Linked DNA regions of Homo sapiens: region 1 is linked to region 2. A link is an interaction called in ENCODE POLR2A ChIA-PET data of the cell type or tissue named here. Cell type or tissue: B cell. All regions are shown on one strand. Links, peaks and the distances in the headings refer to the core of each region. The heading gives the core; the rest is flanking DNA.

Region 1 (11,934 bases), core at 3,989-6,488, 930 kb after region 2:
TCAGGCTGACCAGGCTGGCACATTTAGCCTGGAATGGGTTAGGCTTCTGGCTTTGATGTTAAGAAAGGAAACTAGTGCCAAGTGCAGTGGCTCCTGCCCATAATCTCAAGACTTTGGGAGGCTAAGCCAGGAGGATTGCTTGAGCCTAGGAGTTTGAGACCAGCCTGGGCAACATAGCAAGACCCCACCTCAAAAAAAAAAAAGGTAGTTTGGTGTGGGGCATGCGCCTATAATTCCAGTGCTTTGGGCTGAGGCACTTTGGGGAGATTGAGACTGCAGTAAGCTATGATTGTGCCACTGCAGCCCAGCCTGGTTGACAGAGTGAGATCCTGTCTGGAAAAAAAAAGAGAACTGGCTGGTCCTTCCTGAAATAGTGCCCACAGGCTGGCAGAGCACTGACTGACACCTGCCTCTTTCAGAGGTGGGGTCAGGATAGCTGTATGGAAATTCTCCAATGTGTGGGTTGTAGGAGTGTATCTCATATCCCTTCAAGCACTGCCAGGCCAGAACCCAGTGGAGTTTGCAAAGAATGGGTTTCTTGTTAGAAGAAAGTATTACGTACATGTAAGTAATCTTGGGTATAGCTGGGAAGTGATGAATAAATTTGACCATTAAAAGATTGTAATGTCTGTATCACCAAAGACAAAATCACAAATATAATTAAAAAACAAATAACAGACTAGGAGAAAATAGACCATGTGCAATACACAAAGGATAAATACAGAGTATATAAAGAAGCTTCTGCATATTAATAAGAAAACACTAGAATAAATGGGCAAAAGATATAAAAAGGCATTGACAGAAAGGGAACAAATGGCCAATAAATACAAAGAGATGCTTAACTTCATTAATAATTAGTGAATTACACATTAAAGCAACTAGATATGATTTTATCCCATCAGATTGGCAGAAATTAAAGAGAATAATATTCTTTGGCGGCAATGAGAAAAAATGGGTGTACTTTCATATTCTGAGCATATAAATTGTTCAGACCTTTTTGGAGAAGGTAGTTTGGCTGTATCTTTGAAAATAAAATCACATACTTTTAATTTGGTAATTTTGTGTCTAGTGAAATACACCTGAACACATGCTCATTCCAGCACTGGAATGGTGAAATATTGGAATGATTAAATGTACAGTGGTACAGCCAGCATATAGAATGCGATACCTAAAAAGTGTGTAAGAGTGTGGTATAGATCTTTATGCAGCTGATGTGGGAGGCTCTCTCAGATACGTTTTTAGTGAGAAAAAATATAAAATTATTACATTTATATTTGTAAACCTCAAAATTTATATGTATTTGTAAATTCTAAAACATGCTTTTCAGATTTTTTAACATTTCTGAAATCAGCGTATCTAACAATTGGTGACATAGTTTACTAATTTAAACTCTTGGTGAAGCATAGTGCACATTACAAGTGATAAGATCTTAGATTTGATGAAGGATGATATGTAAATACGTGGATAAAGGACTCTAAGACAGACATGGGACGAGATTGAGGAAGTGTCAGTGGAGACTTTGTCTGTGTCATCTATGTTGTCAAATTTTTTTTACAGTGAAATTATATTCCATTATTGTGTAACGAAAAATTTTAAAAATACATATTTATATTTTTTAGACAAGATATAATTTTAGACAAGATAAGGTTGCCTGGATGTCTCTGATGTCTGATCCATTTCTCTACTTGGGTGATTATGCTTGATATTCAGCTTTGAGAACTTTAAGGCCTGGATGGTTGATAGAGCGTTCAGCTTCATTAAGAAGTTAAGTAGCTGTGAAGATTCAGTGGGAGAGAATTGAGAACTGAGGTCCAAGAGAAGGGAGGAGCCGAACTCCAGAATTCAGGGCCAGTTGCCTCATGGGGACCTTTGCATCTGTGTAAAGAGGTTGAAATTCTCTCCCCACAAGGTGGTGCCAGGCTTTTTATACTGGACTGGGCATACCCTGGAGCAAGGCTCAGTGGATGGGAGGCAGAAAATAGATCAAATCAAGGAGCCTTATCCAATGTCATTGAAAGGAAAATTCATTGTTTTGGGAGAGAGCTAAGCCCTAGTGGGAAAGAGCCAAAGGAATAAATGGGCTTTTAAATCTGAGGAATTTACACAAGGCAGGCAGGAGATGACCTGCCATAGGTTGGAGGCAGGCTCTGCTTGGATCCTGTGTAAACAGGGCATAGTGTGAGTGTCTCCCCATAAGTAAAAGCTGTGTTGTGAAGATGAACTCACAGTTTAGTAGTGACTTTTTGACCAAAGATGACTCTTCAAGAAGGGATAAGGTGTATGGAGTATAGCTCATTGCCAGGACTGTGGGAGGCAGAGGAAGGAGAGGACACTTGGCCAAGATGCCATTTGAGCTGGTCACTGTAGGAAAGGGAGAATTTGGACATGTAATTTTTTTTTTTTTTTTAAGACAGAGTCTCACTCTGTCACCCAGGCTGGAGTGCAGTGGTGTAGTCTTGGCTCACCACAACCTCTGCCTCCTGAGTTCAAGTGATTCTCCTGCCTCAGCCTCCCCAGTAGCTGGGACTACAGGCACATGCCAGCTGCCTGGCTCATTTTGTATTTTTAGTAGAGATGGGGTTTCGCCATGTTGCCCAGGCTAGTCTTGAACTCCTGACCTCAAGTGATCTGGCCTGGACATGTAATTTTTAAGGAGATATTCAGAAGAAAAGGGAGGTGAGCCCACCATTTACAAATGCACACAGGAGGCCGGGTGTGGTGGCTCACACTTGTAATCCCATTACTTTGGGAGGCTGAGGCAGGCAGATTGCTTGAGGCTAGGAGTTTGAGACCAGCCTGGCCAACAATGCAAAATCCCGTCCGTACTAATAATATAAAAAATTAGCCGGGCCACTGCACTCCAGCCTGAGTGACAGAGCAAGACTCCGTCTCAAAACAAACAAACAAACAAACAAAAATACACACAGGAGAATGTGAGGAGCTGAGTAGTACAGTTTTCTCGGAGTACACGTCTATTAAAGGGAAGCAGTAGGAAGTAAAATAGAAAAAGGTAGGCTAGGGCCGGACCATGAAGAGCTGAGAATGCCAAGTTTAGAAATTTGACCTTGAGTCAGTGAACTCATGTTTTACATTTAATCTTTTGGTTACCAATTTTTTTTTGTACCATCATTGGTTTGATTTTTAAAATACAGTCACTTTGTTTTCTAAGGATTTTATGATATATGTTCAAATCTTGAGTTAAAGGTAAATAGAACACAGTTTGGGTTTTTTTTTGGCATATAAATGGTTGAATTTCAAAATTATATTTGTGTTACAAACTTTGTTTTTACTCTCTGCCTTCCAGCATTTGCAAATAACCATTTCTCTTTCAAAGGAAATTCTAGTATGTATTCCCATTCAATAAAAGCAAAGAGCTGAGCTCTATATGAATAAGAGGTAAAATTGAACATGAAAATTACTGAGCAAGATTAGTGGGGGATGAAATGGATGAACATTGGGGAAAGCTGTGATCCTTGTTACCTTTGCTATAGTGCAATTTGGAATGGCTTCTTTATTCCTGGCAATTCCTGACAGCATTTCTTTTAAACCTGGCCACCTTTCCATTGCCAGCTCGACCTTGATGTTAGCTGGTGCTGCTACTGCAAGGGCTGCCTTTGGCAGGAAGCCTTCAGTCAACTTTCTGGGCTCTGGTTTTGGCTCTGCACATGCCTTGCTGAGAAGACCTTAAGAATCTGAAATGTGGAGGGTCATTTTGGGGTAGGGAAATGTGGTGGCAACTCTTGAGTTTTCTGCCACGATGTAACTTAACAGATCCTCTTGTTTTTCCTTAAATGGTACAAGGGTTTGCACCGAAATGGTAATTCATCTGTGTCTGTGATGCTTTAAAAAATAACAGTTTCACTAATGTGTCACAACATGTATTATTTATCATTTTAGTAAATGGATATTTTAACAAGCAACAATTTGCAAATTTAAGCATGGCAGTTAACATGATCTGACATTAAAAAATTAAATAATCTCCTGCCATCTTTGTTATCAGCCTTGCATTAAGGATTTTAGCCCTTCTGGGAGCTTTTATTTTTTTGTTGACTCTGACTGATGATGGCAGATTGTGGTAGTGATCAGAGCTATGCTTTTATAAATTATTTTTTAGTTGGAACAATATTGGCATGTAACGTGGACTGGCAGAATTAACATTGTTTATCATTACCAGTGTTGTTTTGACAGATATTCTCAGTTCTTTAAGGAAGCAGATAGGGAATGTCTGTAATGGACATCTGCTGTCCACTATAGGTTGCCCAATAATGAGTCCTGGTAGGTTCTACCTTCTGCTGTGGAAGCCAGCAGAGTTCAAATGGGCATTTTCTGTTCTTGCCTCCTAGGAACTGCAGGGGTGGACATGCTTCTTAGGCTTAGCCTGTTGACTGCTTCCACCTGGAGTTTGAATCTGAACAGTGTTAGAAAATGCAGGGACAGGCTGAGTGTGGTGGCTCACGCCTGTAATCCCAGCACTTTGGGAGGACAAGGAAGGAGGATCACTTGAGCCCAGGAGTTCGAGACCAGCCTGGGCAAAAAAGCAAGACCCAGTCTCTACACAAAGTAAACAAATTAGCCAGGCATGGTGGTGTGCACCTGTAGTCCCAGCTACTTGGGAGGCTGTGGTGGGAAGATCCTTTGAGCCTAGAAGTTTGGGGTTGCAATGAGCTATATTTGCCCCACTGCACTGCAGCCTGGGGGACAAAGAGAGACCCTGTCTCCTATAAAGGCAGCGACAGTTAGTAGTGGCACTAGAGTTACTAAAATTATCAAGATTTTCTTCCTGGATAGTCCTGGTTGCACACATCAGTGTTACTATAGGTGGACTTAGCCTTTACTTTTGTACATTTCGCACTGATACCTCTAACCACCTTTTGTGCACATAGCAGCTATTATACCCCCCATAGCATAACCAACCTGTGTAAGAGAAGAGTATAAGTCAGTTGCTTGCAAGGAACTCTTAGGGGTAGGGAGCTCTTGCCTGGGGGAGGTGGGGGTTTCTCCTCTTTCTGTCCTCCCCTAGTCATTAGAGAAAGGCCTCAAGAGAATAACTCAGAGATTACGGTTGAATTCAAGAGGGTAGATTGACATCTCATTGAGCTGCACAGAGGTACCAGCCAGGTGCTGCTGTGGGATTAGAATGGACTCCTGAGAAAGCGTTCTTGAGTGAGTGTGGTGTGGCTTTCCTGGAGTTTGGGGATGTCTGTGAATACAGAGGCAAGTATCTTCCTCTCATCTGAAAGCCCCCCATGTGGCTGGAGCTGCCCCTGGGGACAGTGTATGGAGAGAGGACAGCAAAAACGCTTGACATTTCCTGTGGGCCTGGTGGTCTACATGGAGGACAGCTGGCCTGAGTCTTTTTGAAAGACTTGTCCTGCCTGCGAAGGCTGCCTGCCAGGGCTAGGCCCGCAGCAGAAAGAGGTTGTGGGTGAACCACAGAGGCAGGAGCTGAGAGGAGACTGAGAGCTGAGTCAAAGGGCACCCGTTGCCTGCATCAGGCAGCATGGAGGTCCCAGCAAAGGGGTCTCACTAGAGAGAGCTGGCATGTGGACTCCTGCAAATGGTGGAAGATATTTTACAGGCTGCAGGACTGGACCACAGAAAAGTGGGCAGACCTTTCCCTTTCCTCACACTTGCCGCCTTTCATTCCTTGGACCCCTCTCTTTTTCCTCACTGCTGTTCTTAGGGGAAAAGCTTGACATTGGATAAAATGAATTTGGATTTAGACTAAATAGACTTTTTAATAACTGAAAGTTTGGCTTTATTTAAGATAATATTTTCTTTTTAAAACACTGTCTAGAAATCAGTGGGTTTTTTTTTTTGTTTTTTGTTTTTTTTTAAAGACAGAGTTTCGTTCTTGTTGCCTAGGCTGGAGTGTGATGACGCAATCTCAGCTCACTGCAACCTCCATCTCTGGGGTTCAAGCGATTCTCCTGGCTCAGCCTCCCGAGTAGCTGGGATTACAGGCATGCACCACCACGCCCAGCTAATTTTTGTATTTTTAATAGAGATGGGGTTTCACCATATTGGCCAGGCTAGTCTTGAACTCCCGATCTCAGGTGATCTGCCCACCTCAGCCTCCCAAAGTGCTGGGATTATAGGCATGAGCCACCACGCCCAGCCAAAATTAGTGGTTTTAATGTTACTAAATCCTGAAATAGCTTTCCATGATGACAAAATCAATCAACAATCTCAACCCCAGTAGACTGGAGTGGATTTTAGAATTTAGCACACTTTCCCTTATTTATACTCTGCAGGTTTCAAGCATACAACTTGCCAGCAATTACTGTGTTGGCTGAGAAATTTGAAATTTTACTAGCTTGAACACTAAATTTGTTGATGTAACATACAGCTAATAATAAAGGTCACGTCCCCATATTGGCATGAGGGACCCCTTATGAATTAGCCTGAAACTTTGCAGCCTTTAATCATATTTTTCTCTCTTTTTTCCCTTGAGACGGAGTCTCCCTCTGTCGCCCAGGCTGGAGTGCAATGGCACGATCTCGGCTCGCTGCAACTTCGCTTGCCGGGTTCAAGCCATTCTCCTGCCTCAGCCTCCCAAGTAGCTGGAACTATAGGCATGAGCCACCACGCCCAGCTAATTTTCGTACTTTTAGTAGAGACGGGGTTTCACCATGTTCACCAGGCTGGTCTCGAACTCCTGACCTCAAGTGATCCACCCACCTCGGCCTCCCCAAGTGCTAGGATTATAGGCATGAGCCACCGTGCTCGGCCATGTTGTTATTTTTGGTTTGTTTGTTGATTATGGTTTAAAAAAACCACATAACATTAAATTTACCATCTTTGCCATTTTTAAGTGTGTAGTATGGTAGTGTTAACTGTATGCAACAGTTAGTGCAACAGATCTTTAGAGTTTTTTTATCTTGTAAAACCGAAACTCTGTACCCAGGAAGCAATTCCTGATTCCCTGCTTCTGCCAGCCTCTACCAACCACCATTCTACTTTTTGTTGCTAAGAGTTTGATTACTTTCGATAACTCACATCAGTGGAATAATGCAGTATTTGTTTTTTTCTTACTGGTTTATTTCACTTAGCTTAATGTCCTCAAGGTTCATCCATGTTGTAGCATGTGACAAGATTTCCTTCTTTTTAAGGATGAATAATATTCCATTGTATGGATAGACCACATTTGCTTTATCTAGTTGTCTGTTGGTGAACATTTAGGGTACTTCTACCTTTCGGCTCCTGTGAACACTACTGCAGTGAACATGGGTAAGCAAAAATCTCTTTGAGATCCTTTTGGCTATATACCCAGAAGGGGATTGCTGGATCATCATTCTGTTTTTAATTCTTTGAGGAGCCGCCAAACTGTTCTTTATAGCAGCTACGCCATTTTACATTCCCACCAGCAGTGCACAGAGATTACCATTGCTTCATATCCTTATCAACACTTGGTTTTTTTTTTTTTGCCATTTTAATGGGTCTGAGGTGATATTTCATTATGGTTTTGATTTGCATTTCTCTAATGATTAGTGATGTTGAACATCTTTTTATATGCTTCTTGCCCATTTGTATATCTTCTTTGGAGAAATGTCTTTTGAAGTGCTTTGCCCATTTTTTAATTGCATTAGTTTGTTGTTTTTTTGATTTGTAGGAGTTATTTATATATTCCGGGTATTAATGCCTTATCAGATATTTGGTTGAAAATATTTTCTCCCATTCATAAGTTGCCTTTTCACTTTGCCCTTTAATCATATTATTATTATTATTATTATTATGGTTAAAACATTAATTGTGTAATACTGAAAAGTTTAGGAAATAATATGACAGATTTTGATCAGGTCTTAAATATCTTCCCAATAGGCCCTATGAGTAAGGCATAAAAAGCTTGAATTAATTCCATAGTTTCACCAAAACGCTCTTCTTCTTAATCTTATTCCTTATTTTTTTGAGGCAGAGTCTTTCTGGCCCAGGCAGCCTGGAGTGCAGTGGTGCAATCTCAGCTCACTACAACCTTCACTTCCCGGGTTCAAGCGATTCTCGTGCCCCAGCCACCTGCGTAGCTGGGACTACAGGTGTGAGCTACCATGCCTAGCTAATTTTTGTATTTTTAATAAAGATGAAGTTTCACCGTGTTGGCCAGGCTGGTCTCGAACTCTTGGGATTCGAGTGCTGGGATTATAGGCATGAGCCACCATGCCTGGCCCTTAATCTTGTTCCTATCAATCTTTCCAGCTTTACCTTCCCCAGCATGACTTCCTCTTATCCCCTTCCTATGTCCAAAGATTCCCTAAAAATATTCTAGCTCTGTACCATTCCACACACTGCTTTTTTGTTGTTGTTGTTGTTGTTGTTTTTTTTTGCCTGAAATATGGGATATGTACCTTTCCCTCTTGTTTAACCTTGTTTTTCAGACTCCTTCTTTTTCTTTTCCTTTAAAGACTCAGCCCAGATGTGAAAATGTTCCAGTCAGCCAGTCAGCTGCTTTTCTCTCCTATAGCCTCTTAGGTACAGCCCAGGTTAGCACACTTGTCTGAAAGTATTGTGAGGACTTTTATAAACCCCCTCTCTCCAGGACCATATGCTGCTAGATCACCTAGCTTAGCTTTGCCTTTTTATTCCTCTTTGTCATGGGCCTACCATAATATCTAGTCCATAATATTTGTGTACTTTAGTTTTTTATTTATTTATTTATTTTTGAGATGGTGGTCTTACTCCATCACCCAGGCTGGAGTACAGTGGCACGGGATCTCGGCTCACTGCAACCCCCGCCTCCTGGGTTCAAGCTATTCTCCTGCCTTAGCCTCTGAGTAGCCGGGACTACAGGACACGCCACCACGCCCAGCTAATTTTTGTATTTTTAGTAGAGATGGGGTTTCACTATTTTGGCCAGGCTGGTCTCAAACTCCTGACCTCAAGTGATCCACCTGCCTTGGCCTCCCAAAGTGCTGGGATTACAGGCATGAGCCACAACACCCGGCCTATTTGTGTACTTTAAACGATTATGGGTAGAAAGAAAGAGCAAATGCCTTTTTAGAAATAAGATAACAGAACTTTTTACCAATTGTGCTTCCAAATATGCTTTCTCTTCTAATTTTATCTGCTAAGATTTTGGCAGCTAATTGTAGATTTTATGAACTTACATTGGGTTGCCTTTGTCTTCTGTTATAAAAGCAATAATTAGAGGAAATGATCCTTTTGAGAGGTTGTTTAATGAATTCTGCTTGTTTTAAATGTGCTGCTTTAAATCTTATTTCACGTAAACTGTACTAATGCCCAAATTATCTCACCCTAGATCAGCATTGAACCAAAGTATTATGATGATTAATTTCCTTCTGTTAAATCCCTTATAGTCTTTTCTTTGGTGTGTGTGTGGGGTCAACAATCAAAGAAAGAATTTATTGACTTTACATTTAATATGGTTTACTCTACTTGATTATATTGTTCAAGTGTGAATTTGTGTATGGTATAAGATTATGCCATACTGGGATTCTATTTTCTGTTAAACAAATAGCTTTGTGTTTTATTAACTGCCAGTGTTTAAATTTAATGGTTTAAGATTTCAGAGAGCCCTTTTTGTAAGTATTTGAAAGTTTTTATTATAATCCTGAGCCTAACCTTCTTCTGGTTTCACTGCATCCTTCTCCAGCCTTGAAACAAGCCCTGGCACAGACGCAAATCCTGGCGTGCACCACCTCTTCCTCTCCCCCGCTCCCCACTCTAACATGACAAGAAGTGTCTGTCCCAGAAGTAATCTGATTGTGCACCTAGAGTACCTGTTTTCTGCCTGGGGAAGAATGCACACTGCTGGACCTAGAGCGGTGGCAAAAGTGCCCTCTCCACTGTGGGGGCCACAGTGGTAGGCACAACCCTTATCCCTCAGCCCCATTAGTTAATTAAGTCATTTTACCTGCATTAAACTTTACGGGCAGAGAAAATTCAGTAAGTCACCACTACCAGGTGACTTTCTTTTTTATGTTACCCCCTAGCAAGGCATGTAGTTTGCATCCTACAGAATATAAAAGATGGGGCCAGCATCTATTCTGTGTCTTAGCAGTGAACTTCATCCAATAGATACTTGATTTTTAAATACTTTCACCTTGTGTCATGATTAAATCACTAAACAGGAAGTTTCAGCTTTTCTTTAAAGAAGTACATCCTATTAAAAATTTAAATGTCTTCATAACTGCTTACGCTCAGTAAATGAACACTAGGAATCTATAAACAGGAATCTATGGCTCTAAAAATTGAAATTTTGGGGGCTGTTTCATTCTTTAGAACTTGAAAACGCCATAGGCAATTAGCTATAATTCATTTGCAGATTATTTTTGCCATGTTAAATTAGGAATTTTAGCCATAGCAAGCATAACAGACAAGCACACTTTTAAATTATTTTGTTCAGCAAAACACCATAGGCCCTTATATGTGTTTGCTGGAATTTTTCTTTGTCAACAATAAATCTATATGTTTCTTTAGTTAAAAAAAAAACAGCAACAAAGTGTTTATTGTAGAATGTTTACTTTTTAAACAAACGTGAAAGGCATTGGTACAAAAAGGGAAAAGCACCTAGGATTTGGATCCTCAGTGGGTCCAGGAGTACAGCTTCCTTGTTCTGCAGTTACTGGAGGCAGTGTGGTGAGGGGAAGGATGTGGGCTTTGGACTGAGCTGCTGCTTCTACCTGTGCTATGACTTTGCACAAGTTAGGAGTAGCCTTTTTGAGCTTTGTTTTCTCCTTAGAAGATGACTAAGATCATGTTTGCACATAGCACATGACACAAACTCATGATACTGGTTTTGTTTTTTCTAACATTGTCTCAGTGGGTCTTCACTGCCTTCTTTCTACAATTTTTTTTTTTTAAGGGAATAGGGTCTTACTCTGTTGCTCAAGGCTGGAGCGCAGTGGCTGATCATTGCTCACCATAGCCTCAAATTCCTATTCACTGCCCTCTTATATAGTGGATAATGTGGGCGTTAGTCTCATGCAGTTAAGAGAACAGGTTCAAAAGAAGTTTTGAACTGTCTGTTTTATTTTCACAAGGCCAGTCAGTGACAGAGAAAGAACTTCCACTTGGGTGTCCTGGCTCTGTGTCCCATGGTTTTCCTACTGAAATACTATTACTGTGCTATAGCAGAAGAAAGAAGGCTAAGACAGTTCTGTGCTTACAGTCACCTTCAGTTTCAAATGTAATCATATCCTGGGGGAGGGGAAATGAAACTTTGAGTTTCATCTCCCAAATCATTCCTTTATTTAGAATCAACCGGCTGGGCACGGTGGCTCATTCCTGTAATCCTAGCACTCTGGGAGGCTGAGGTGGGTGGATCACTTGAGGTCAGGAGTTCAAAACCAGCCTGGCCAACATGGTGAAACCCCCGTCTGTACTAAAAATACAAAAAAAAAAAAAAATAGCCGAGCATGGTGGCAGGCACCTGTAATCTCAGCTACTTGGGAGGCTGAGGCAAGAAAGTTGCTTGAACCCAAGAGGCGGAGGTTGCAGTGAGCTGAGATTGCGCCACTGCACTCCAGCCTGGGTGACAGAGCAGTACTCCATCTCAAAAAAAAAAAATAGTATCAATGAATTCAAAGAAATAAAATGTTTTTCATGTACTCATGGAAACAACTATTTCTAAAATTCTAAATGAATTATTATTATTATTATTATTATTATTATTATTATTATTATTTGAGACGGAGTTTCTTTCTTGTCAGTCAGGCTAGAATGCAATGGCGCGATCTCGGCTCATGCAACTTCTGCCTCTTGGGTTCAAGGGATTCTCCTGCCTCACCCTCCCCAGTAGCTGGGATTACAGGCGCCTGCCACCATGCCTGGCTAATTTTGTATATTTTTAGTAGAGATGGGGTTTCACCACGTTGGCCAGGCTGGTCTCGAACTCCTGACCTCTGGTGATCCACCCACCTTAGCCTGTCAAAGTGCTGGGATTACAGGCATGAGCCACCGCGCCCGACCTCTAAATGA
Region 2 (11,934 bases), core at 5,512-8,011:
TGAGACAGGGTCTCCCTCTGTTGCCCAGGCTGGAGTGCAGTGGCACCATCTCGGCTCACTGCAGCCTCTACCTCCCAGGTTCAAGCAATGTTCCTGCCTCAGTCCCCCAAGTAGCTGGGACTACAGGCACATGCCACCACATGCTGTTAATTTTTATATTTTTAGTAAAGATGGGGTTTTGTTGTGTTGCCCAGGCTGGTCATATTTTATTTTATTTTGAGACAGGGTCTTGCTCTGTCACCCAGGCTGGAGTGCAGTGGTGCAATCAGAGCTCACTGCAGCCTTGAATTCTTGGGCTCAAGCAATCCTCCTTTCTCAGCCTCCCAAGTAGTTAGAATTACAGGCATGCACCACCATGCCCAGCTAATTTTTTTATTTTTGTAGAGACGGGGTCTTGCTATGTTGCCCAGGCTAGTCTAGAATACCTGATCTCAAGCAATCTTCCTGCCTTGGCCTCCCAAAGTACTGGGATTATAGGAATAATCCACCATGCCAGACCTCAATTTATTTTTGAAAAGATGTTTATGATATAATAAAAAAATAGATTCAGAACAGTATAACCCCAGTTATGGGAAAAATGTATACATATTTTTATTTTGGGGAAAAATATGTGTGTGTGTATATATATATATACATATATATATATACACACACACACATACACACACACACACTTTTTTTTGAGATAGAGTTTCACTCTATTGCTCAGGCTGGAGTACAGTGGCAGGATCTTGGCTTGGCTCACTGCAACCTCCACCTCCCGTGTTCGAGCAATTCACCTGCCTCAGCCTCCCAAGTAGCTGATACTACAGGCACGCCACATCACGCCTGGCTAATTTTTGTGTTTTTAGCAGAAATAGTGTTTCACCATACTAGCCAGGCTGGTCTCGAACTCCTAGCCTCAAGTGATCCGCCCATCTTGGCCTCCCAAAATGCTGGGATTACAAGTGTGAGCTACCACGCCCGGCCCTACAATATGTATACATTTCTTTAATTATCAGAGACAATAATGATGGTTTAATTTTCCTTTTTGACTATTTCCATATTTCTTTTTATTTAATATTCACTCATGCTTCAATAAATGTTCATTGAGCATCTGCTATGTGCCTGAGATGGTGCTTCTTCTTAAGCTCATAGTCTGGTGGGAAGACTCACAAGAAAATAATGTAGTTTGTGAGGATGTATAATACCAAATACTATGGGGTCATCCATCTGCCAGGAGGGTCCAGGGATGACCAGGGAAGGCTTCACAGAGGAGGTGCTGCTTAAGCTGAGTTTTGAGGAATGAGGAGGAGTTTGCCAGTTGGACTGGGTGAGAAAGGGCATTGCAGAAAAAAGAGACCATCTTGCATAAAGTACCTTTTATAACAATACAGAGGAGTGAAAGAGGACATCCTTTTCATGAACATTCAGTTGGTCAATGAGGCAGAAGCACAGTGGACATGGGGGGAAGATGAGCTGAGAAACAGACACTCTAGAAACAGTAAGGAGCCTTTGAGAGACCTTGTATGGAATGGAGTGCAGGCATTGTTGCCCCATTTAAGAGTTGAGAAAACTGAGTCACAGGTTAAATGACTTGCCTAAGGTCATGTTAGGAGATGAGGCCAAGCTGGAATGTAACTTGAGGGTTTTTATGCTTCCAACCACAGTGCTGGGCCAGGCCCTGTCCTCAAGATCCCTCTGATGTTCTGGCTTGAACCACTTCAAAGCTGTTAGGAAAGAAGAAGAAGGCTTACGCCACTAGGCTCTGACCACACTGGCCACACACTTGGAGCACCCTTGTATCCAAAGCCACAAGAGAGCATTTTCTGAGAGTCTTTCCCAGAAAATGGCATGTACACATCCAACCTTGAAGTTGGTGGGTACCCTTCAGAAATGATGAAGGAGGTGGATTTCCACGGCATCCTGCCGTGCTGGGGAGCTGCTTCCCATCCTTGCTGCCAGGATTAAGTGGCATTTAGGCCTGTTATTCCTCAGGACAGGGAGTCATGGATGTGGCAGGAGCTCAGATTGAGTGATTTATTTATTATTTTATTTATTTATTTATTTATTGAGACAGAGTCTTGCTCTGTCACCCAGGCTGCAGTGCCGTGGCTCGATCTCGGCTCACTGCAACCTTCGCCTCCTGGGTTCAGGCATTTCTCCTATCTCAGCCTCCTGAGTAGCTGGGATTACAGGCGCCTGCCACCACGCCCGATTAATTTTTGTATTTTTAATAGAGACGAGGTTTCACCATGTTGGCCGGGCTGGTCACTCCTGACCTCAGGTGATCCACCCACCTCAGCCTCCCAAAGTGTTGGGATTACAAGCATGAGCCACTACGTCCAGCCTTATTTACTTGTTTGAGACAGAGTCTCGCTCTGTTGCCCAGGCTGGAGTGCAGTGGTGCAATCTTGGCTTACTGCAACCTCACCTCCCAGGTTCAAGCGATTCTTCTGCCTCAGTGGGGATTGCAGGTGTGCACCACCATGCATGGCTTTTTTTTTTTTTTTTTTGGTATTTTTAGTAGAGACAGGGCTTCACCATGTTGGCCAGGCTGGTCTTGAACTCCTGACCTCAGGTGATTCACCCCCACTTGGCCTCACAAAGTACTGGGATTACGGACATGAGCCACCATGCCCAGCCAGATTGAGTGTTTTATGATGCTGCATAGGCTTTGGAATAAGAAAGACCTGATTTCTCACCCTCACTCTAATGGCTAAAATGAAAAGACTGACAATTCCATGTGTTAACAAGGATGTAGAACAACTAGAACTCTCGTACAGGGCTGTTGGGAATATAAAATGGCCCAATCTCTTTGGAAAATTGTTTGGTGTACTTAATAAAGTTAAACATATTTCCCCCTAATAAGAATGTTCATGGCAGTGTTATTCAAAATAGCCTGAAACTGGAAAGAAAAATCTAAGTATTCAACAGGAGGATGGATAAATAAATTGGGTGGTAGATTCATAAAACGGAATACAATTCAGCATAAAAAAGGAACATACTGCTGGTACAGCAATGTGGGAAAATCCACAGACATACTATATGGAACAGAAGAAACCACATACAAGAATATGATTCTATTTTTTCTTTTTCTTTTTTTTGGGAGACAGAGTCTAGCTCTGTTGCCCAGGCTGGAGTGCAGTGGTGCAATCTCAGCTCACTGCAACCTCTGTCTCCTGGGTTCAAGTGATTCTCATGCCTTAGCCTCCTGAGTAGCTGGCACTACAGGTGTGTGCCACCATGCCCAGCTAACTTTTTGTATTTTTGGTAGAGATGGGGTTTCACCATGTTGGCCAGGCTGGTCTCGAACTCCTGACCTCAGGCAATCTGCCTGCCTCGGCTTCCCAAAGTGTTAGGATTACAGGTGTGAGCCATCACTCCTGGACAAGAATATGATTCTATTTACACGAAGTTCGAGAATAGGTAAAATTAATCTATGAGAATAGAGGTCAGAATATTGGTTACATTGGAGGCTAGGGGGAGTGAGTATTTGCTGGAAAGGGGCATGAAGGAACTCTGGAGTGTGATAGAAATAGTCTCATTTTGATCCGGGTGGTGGCTACATGGACATAATGGTATAAGTGTATACCACATATTATGTGGACAATTATGTGGACATGGCCTAATATATTACATAGTAGGTATATGTAAGTTATAGTTCAATAAAGTACTATGTGAGAGAGAAAGGAGGAGGAGGAAGAGGAGAAAGAAAGAAAAGAAAGAAAGGAAGAAAGAAAGAGAGGGAAAGAAAGAAAGTAAAAAAAAAATCCTGATTTTGATTTTGGTTTCCAGTTCTGCCCCTGTGACCCTTGGACAATTGACAACATTTCTGAGCCCCTTTCCTCACCCATAAAATGAGGATCACAGGCCAGGCTAGGTGGCTCACACCTATAATCTCAGCAATTTGGGAGGCCAAGGCGGGAGGATTGCTCAAAGCCAGGAGTTTGAGACCAGCCTGGGCAACAAAGTGAGGCCTGTCTCAACAAAATAAAAAAATTTTTAAATTAGCCAGGTGTGGTGGCATGAGCCTATAGTCCTAGCTACTCAGGAGGCTGGGGTGGGAGGATCCCTTAAGCCCAGGAGGTGGAGGCTGCAGTGAGCCCTGATTGCCTCGTTGGACCCCAGTCTGGGCAACAGAGCAAGTCCCTGTCTCTAAAATAAAATAAAATAAATAAATAAGGGATCCTAATAGTACCTCTCTCATAGGGTGGTTTGAGAGTCAAATGAGATAATGCACAAAAATCTCCTAGCCCAAGAGCCTGAAGCACCCTAAAAGTTCGGGAAACTGTATTCTTACTGTTGGCCCCTTACCTACCATCTCCTCCACCAGGAGCTGGCCCCTGAAGCCTCACCCCAAAAGAACGGTTTCTGCCCCCGGGTTATGTCAGGTCCTTAGGTGGAACTCTGAGTCCCACATCACTAAATGCTGACATGCCCGCAGAATCCAGGAGGCTCCAGTGACTAGAAAGAAGTTTCATCAAATTTGAACAGGAAGCAGCAGTGGCAGCTGATAATCTGTGACCTGAATATAGCTATCCATTATCTCACTGTGGTTTCTGGTTTCCCTGACAGAGAAAACGCCCACAACTTTCTTAAAGTTATTCTAAACACTCAGTTCCTTGTTTGGCTTTGGCAGGATAATGTTACCCCTGGGTGCCCCTGTGCTTTGGGCTGTGGCCTCCCTGCCAGCCTGAGGCTCCAGCTCTTCAGCCAATCTGTGGGGCAACCGTCCCTTCCACTCAGAGGGCAGTGACAGGAGCAGACCAGGAAAGAGGCCGCCAGTATCTGCAGCCATTGGAAGTGGGGGGGAAAAGCAAGAAACCTTAAATACAGCATTCTTGTTCCTCTTCAAGAAACCAGCCAGGCAGGACTGACATGCCGGGAGTGAGCCACCAGCTGCTTCTCACCATCACTGGTTTCTAAATTACGCTCCATTCCCAATTGCTTCTCTCTGGTTCTGTTCTCAGGAAAGCAAATCTGCCCTCCTAGTTCCTCCACCTCCAAATGAGGAGCTGAGCCCAGGCCCAGGACACAGGTTTGGCAGAAAAGCCGTTACCTCTTGTTATTGTAAAACCCAGAGTCCAAGAGGCTCCCAGACAATAGGCAAAGTAGGCAAAGTTTGTTTTTGCCTTCTCTTCCCCAGCCAAGCCCTGCTCACTGTTGTCTACCAAAGCTTTGATGACACCGTATCACTTATCACTACATCTTCTGAATTATTCATTCTGAAGAATTCAGGATTTCTTGTGTTCCCCCTCTCAGGAGTACTTATATGTTAAGAGAAACCTTGAGATAGTAATGCTTACTTAGAGGACCATGTCTCTGACACCTGTGTTTGGTAGGGAGGGGAGGGCTTTGGGCTCTCTCTGGCCCCCTGGTGGCCACCACTTCTCTGTTAGTGCTCCAGATGGAGATATGCGGATGACATGGCATGACTTTTAAAATATATATATATATTTTTCTTTTTTTTTTTTTTTTCTGAGACGGAGTCTCGCTCTGTTGCCCAGGCTGGAGTACAGTGGTGTGATCTTGGCTCACTGCAACCTCCACCTACCGGGTTCAAGTGATTCTCCCGCCTCAGCCTCCCCAGTAGCTGGGACTACAGGTACACCACCATGCCTGGCTGATTTTTGTATTTTTAGTAGAGACGAGGTTTCTCCATGTTGGCCAGGCTGGTCTCGAACTCCTGACCTCGTGATCTGCTCACCTCGGCCTCCCAAAGTGCTGGGATTACAGGCATGAGCCACCATGGCTGGCTAGAGTTTTTTTTTTTTAATTTCCTTTTTGTTTTTTTGAGACAAGATCTCACTCTTACTCTATTGGCCAGGCTCGAGTGCAGTAGCACCATCACGGCTCACTGCAGCCTCAACCTCTAGGGCTCAGGTGATCCTCCTGCCTCAGCCTCCCAAGTAGCTGGGACTACAGGCACACACACACACTGGCTGATTTTTTTTTTGTATGTTTTGTAGAGACAGGGTCTCCGTATGTTGCCTAGGCTGGTCTTGAACTCCTGGGCTCAAGCAATTTGCCTATCTCAGCCTCCCAAAATGCTGGGATTACAGATGTGAGCCACTGCGCCCACCTAAAAGATCTTGTAAAGATCTTTTTTTTTGTGTCTGGGAGCGGTGGCTCATACCTGTAATCCCAGCACTTTGGGAGGCCAAGGTGGGTGGATCACCTGAGGTCAGGAGTTCGAGACCAGCCTAGCCAATATGGTGAAACCCCATCTCTACTAAAAATACAAAATTTAGCTGAGCGTGGCGGTGGGCGCCTGTAATCCCAGCTACTCAGGAGGCTGAGGCAGGAGACTAGCTTGAACCCGGGGTGGGGCACGGAGGCTGCAGTGAGCCATTGTGCCACTGCACCTTCAGCCTGGGCAACAGAGTGAGACTCTGTCTCAAAAAAAAAAAAAAAAAGAGATAGTTTTTTGTTTGTTTTCTGAAGAGGAACAGGAAGGTGAAACTCCTGCAGTTTGGTTAGAACAAAATGGGGAAGCTGTCAAAGCAGGTGGCTGCAGAGCTCGGGAAGATACGGATAATGGCTGCTTTCACATGCCCCAGAGCTTGTGCTCAGAGCAAGAAGGCCTCCCAGGAAGGTCAGAGGAGTAAAGGGTCACTTAGGGATTCTGAGGCACAGTGGAAGTGATGCTAGTTGAGCAGAGATGAAACCAGACTTCTGAAGGCACAGCTCTGCCACCAGCTAGTTGAAAGCTGAGCAGTCATCTAACCTGTCTCAGGCTCATTCTCTTCACTTAAAATACCGCAGGCAGGAAGAATCACACTAAGATGTCGATAGTGGTCCTCTCTGGGTATAGAATTACAGGCGAGTTTGGTTTACTTTTTTTGGAGTGGGAGACAGGGTCTTGCTCTGTTGTCCAGGCTGGAGTGCAGCGGCGTGATCACAGCTCACTGCAGCCTTGATCTCCTGGGCTCAAGTGATCCTTCCACCTCAGCCTTCCAAGTGGCTGGGACTATAGGCATATGCCACTATGCCTGGCTAATTTTTTAACTTTTTGTAGAGATAGGGTCTTGCTATATTGCCCAGGCTGGTCTTGAACTCATAGGCTCAGGTTATCCTCCCTCCTCGGCCTCCCAGAGTGCTGGGATTACAGATGTGAGCCACTGTGCCTGGCCTGGTTTCCTTTTTTTTTGAGACGGATCCTGACTCTGTCACCCCAGACGGGAGTGCAGTGGTGTGATCTCAGCTCACTGCAGCCTCTGCCTCCTGGGTTCAAGCCATTCTCCTGCCTCAGCCTCTTGAGTAGCTGGGACTACAGGCGTGTACCATCACACCTGGCTAATTTTTGTATTTTTAGTAGAGATGGGGTTTCACCATGTTGGTCAGGCTGGTCTCAAACTCCTGACCTCAGGCGATCCACCCGCCTTGGTCTCCCAAAGTGCTGGGATTCCAGCCGTGAGTCACTGTGCTTGGCCATGGTTTACTTCTTAATGCCTATTATTGGTCAAGGCTTAATTAGAGAAGCAGAATTATCAGGCACGGCATAGAGTAAGATGTTTCTTGTGGGGTTTTGGTGTTATGCAATGTGGGAACTGGTTAAGCAGTTTGTATACAACAGTTGCTTCTGTTTCTGGTGCTGGGACTGAAGTCAGAAATAACAGGTAGACATGAAGTATGGGACAGTAAGGACCAGTGGGAGTCCAAAAGAACCAGAGGGCACCCACAGGATGAAATAGAGCCTGTATCAATGTCTCACTGCCTCTAAAACTTCCTACTTCAATTATGTGGGCGACCTGCAGGAATTGCTGAACCTTCATCATAAAGCTGAACACAGACCTGACTCAGGGACTGAAAATGCTGAAGGAAGATCTGTCATGGGAGCTGAAGGAGATGTAGGCTCAAGTCTATCCCATGGCCACAGGGTGAGCTAGCAGATCTGAGATACCATAAGTTAGAACGGCACCTGCCTCTACACTGACCTTCTGAGCATAAGCATGTTTGCTTCACCTCTGCCCTCCAATCTTGTGCAAATTTTCTGTGGCCAACCCTAGCCCAGAACCATACAGAGAAAGAAATTCTGAAAAACATAGTTTCAGTTTAGCTAAACTGACATAGTACAAAGCCACTATGTATTTGCCAAACCTTCTTCAATTAGCATGGTTTTGTTTGTTTGTTTGTTTGAGACAGAATCTCACTCTGTCACCCAGGCTGGAGTGCAGTGGCACTATCTGGGCTCCCTGCAACCTCCACCTCCCGGGTTCCAGTGATTCTCCTGCCTCAGTCTCCTGGGTATCTGGGATTACAGGTGCATGCCACCACACCTGGCTAATTTTTGTATTTTTTAGTAGAGATAGGGTTTCACCATGTGGGCCAGGCTCGTCTCAAACTCCTGACCTCAAGTGATTCACCCACCTCAGCATGTATTATTTTCATAACCAGGAGAAAGAACACCCTTTAAAACATCTCAAAATACCCAAATGGCTAATAAATATACAAAAAGACACCAATTCATTAATTGGCAAGAAAATGCAAGTTAAAATACAATAAGATATCCTTGTACATTCACCAGAATGGCTAAAATGAAAAAGACAGACAACACAGTATTGGTGAGGACATAGAGCAACTGGAACTTTCACATGTGGCTAGTGAGAATGTAAATTGCCAGTTTAGAAAACCATTTGACAACTATCAAAGTGGAACATATGCAAAAGGTGTGATAAGCAATTACGTTTCTAAAAAAATGCATGTTCATATACATAAAAACATCTATACGAATGTTTGGCTGGGTGTGGTGGCTCACGCCTGTAATCCAAGCACTTTGGGAGGCCGAGGCGGGTGGATCACGAGGTCAGGAGATCGAGACCATCCTGGCTAACATGGTGAAACCCTGTCTCTACTAAAAATACAAAAAATTAGCCAGGCGTGGTTGCAGACGCCTGTAGTCCCAGCTACTCAGGAGGCTGAGGCGAGAGAATGGCGTGAACCCAGGAGGCAGGGCTTGCAGTGAGCCGAGCCGAGATCGCGCCACTGCACTCCAGCCTGGGCGACAGAGCGGGATTCTGTCACCAAAAAAAACACGAAAAAACAATGTTCATAGTGGCACTATATGTAAAAGCTAAGAACAGAAACAATTCAAATGTCCACCAACAATAGAATGGATAAATAAATCATGGTGAATTCATACAATGGAGTGCTACACAGCAACGGGAATAAATAATGTATCACTAAGCACAACCACATGGATGACTATCACAACCATAATATTACATGGAAGATATCAGACACAGAAGAGCATATACTGATGGTTCCATTTATGTCAAGTTCAAAAATAGGTAAAATTAATCTATGCTGTTCACCCATGGATAAGAATTACCCTTGGGAGATTAGTGACTAGAAGGTGTCAAGAGGGGGCTTTTGGGGTGCTCGCGATGTTCTGTTCCTTCCTTTAGGTATTAGTCACTCGGGAGTGTTTTGCCTTTTGCAAATTTATAGATATTTATGTAATTTGTATATGGTTTGTGCACTTTTCTGTATATATGTTATACCAACAAAAAGTTAATTAAAAGAAAAAATTAGTAGTCCCTGGTTCTGGTAACTAACAATAACTACTCATTATACCACAAGTTGAGGGGATCAAATACAAAAATGTGTATTACAGTGTTTGGAGAAACAACTGGGGAATACATAGATGTAGGGACAAGGAAAGAGAATAGAATGTTGAACCTGGTTTGGTATTGAACCTGGTTTTTTGAGTTTTTTTTTTTTTTGAGACAGAGTCTTGCTCTGTCGCCTAGGCTGGAGTGCCGTGGCATGATCTCAGCTCACTGCAACTTCCGCCTCCTGGGTTCAAGTAATTCTCCTGCCTCAGCCTCCTGAGTAGCTGGGACTACAGGCGTGTGCCACCATGCCTGGCTAATTTTTTTGTATTTTTTAGTACAGACAGGGTTTCACCACATTGCCCAGGCTGGTCTCGAACTCCTGACCTCATGGTCTGCCCACCTCGGCCTCCCAAAGTGCTGTGATTACAGGCGTGAGCCACTGCAGCCTACCTTGAACCTGGTTTTTACAAATTGTAGTAAAATACACATAACAAAATTTAGCATTTTGTGATATCTTTTTTTTTTTCCAGAGAAAGTATGTGCTTGTGTGTGTGTGGCAGGGAAGTGCTGGTTAGTGGGAAGTGGGAAGGAAAGATGGGTTTCCCTGAGTCCCTAACTAGCTTCTGTCATGGCCTGCCTTGATGTGACAAGCATTCGCTCTGCTTGCTCAGCTAAGGTTTCATGACCAGGCAGGGAAATGCCACTGCCCTTTAAAGTGAGCCCCTCCATTAGCTAAGGGTGGTTCTCCATCCCCCTGAAGCTAGGCTGGCCCAGATGACAGGAGCTCCTGTGAGGTCCAGAAGTGCCATTGAATCCAGGTTTTGCTACAGTAACTTCGCTCCCCCAACTCCCAGAATACACATATACAACCTGGCCTGTGTCCATCTTTGTCCCCAAAGCTTCCCTCCTCATCAGCAGCCATGAGAAAGACAGGATTATAAATGCACCAAGGGCTTTAAATGGGACTACAGTAGTAGGATCAGTTTTGCTCTCTGAGTGATGGCATGCCTGTGTCTTCTAGGCTCACTGGGGCAAGTGGTTCTTTACTTGGCTCCAGCACCAGCACCATCTGGAGGGGCAAAAGAACCCACAACGCTTTTTTTTATTTTTTTTTTTTTGAGACGGAGTCTCGCTCTTTCGCCCAGGCCAGAGTGCAGTGGCGTGATCTCGGCTCACTGCAAGCTCCGCCTCCCGGGTTCACGCCATTCTCCTGCCTCAGCCTCCCAAGTAGCTGGGACTACAGGCGCCCACCACCTCGCCCGGCTAATTTTTTGTATTTTTAGTAGAGACGGGGTTTCACCGTGTTAACCAGGATGGTCTCGATCTCCTGACCTCGTGATCCGCCCGCCTCGGCCTCCCAAAGTGCTGGGATTACAGGCATGAGCCACCGCGCCCGGCTTTTTTTTTTTTTTTTTTTTTTTTTTTTTTTGAGACAGAGTCTCACTTTGTTGCCCAGGCTGGAGTGCAGTGACACCATTTGGGCTCATTGCAACCTCCACCTCCCGGGTTCAAGCGATTCTCATGCCTCAGCCTCCCAAGTAGCTGGGATTACAGGCATGTGCCACCACACCTGGCTAATTTTTGTTTTTTGTTTGTTTGTTTTGTTTTGTTTTGCTTTTTTGAGATGGTGTTTCACTCTTGTCGCCCAGGCTGGAGTGCAATGGTGCGATCTTGGCTCACTGCAACCTCCGCCTCCCAGGTTCAAGCGATTCTCCTGCCTCGATCTGCCAAGTAGCTGGGATTACAGGCATGTGCCACCACGCCCTGCTAATTTTGTATTTTTAGTAGAGACAGGGTTTCTCCATGTTGGTCAGGCTGGTCTGGAATTCCCGACCTCAGGCGATCCGCCCGCCTCGGCCTCCCAAAGTGATGGGATTACAGGTGTGAGCCACTGCGCCCAACCAATTTTTGTATTTTTAGTAGAGTTGGGGTTTCGCCATGTTGGCCAGGCTGGTTTCGAATTCCCGACCTCAGGTGATCCGCCCACCTTGGCCTCCCACAATACTCCCAGAGTACTGTGAGCCATCGTGTCCAGCCTTGCAACTCTTAAATATGCTCGTGGGAGCAGAAGCTATGCTCCCTGACAGAAGAACCTGTCCCTCACAATGCAATTGGAGAGAATTTATTGAGTGCTTACTGTGTGCTTGGGATGGTGCATCCAGCAAAACACCTGAGCCTCTTGGAGACCAGGAGAGTGGACTCAGTCCCAAGTGCAGATTCCTTGAGCTAGAGCTTTTAAAGGAGAGGAGAAATCGGATAAATTGCACTGGACAATTCATTCACTCTCTTTCTGGAGGTTTAACCAACCCTAGATTTTATTCTACTGAAATCAGGATAAAACCAGGCATATGTGTATAAAGAGAGGTCTGGAAGCATGATAACAATGATTATCTTT

Evidence for each region. Peaks named below come from ENCODE experiments on the same cell type or tissue, not always from the same donor. Only the 100,000 strongest peaks of a DNase experiment are listed, where the experiment ranks them.
Region 1: POLR2A ChIA-PET joins it to region 2 with 6 read pairs; 2 of 35 experiments call an interaction of 5 or more read pairs at or near these places.

What each region holds. Positions count from the first base shown.
Region 1 is chr10:74,887,650-74,899,583 of GRCh38, forward strand. All of the region lies in intron 3 of KAT6B (lysine acetyltransferase 6B), which reads left to right. Among named protein-coding and RNA genes, the nearest start is that of KAT6B, 67 kb to the left of the region's middle. In B cell, for the core only: no CTCF peak of the experiment used is centred there; no DNase peak of the experiment used is centred there.
Region 2 is chr10:73,952,202-73,964,135 of GRCh38, forward strand. No RefSeq gene overlaps it. Among named protein-coding and RNA genes, the nearest start is that of C10orf55, 35 kb to the left of the region's middle. RefSeq lists enhancers at 4,420-4,519, 4,707-5,214, 6,765-6,914, 11,898-11,934 and a silencer at 7,690-7,984. In B cell, for the core only: no CTCF peak of the experiment used is centred there; DNase peaks (open chromatin) are centred at 6,480 and 7,830; H3K4me3 peaks cover 1,140 bases; H3K27ac peaks cover 2,500 bases.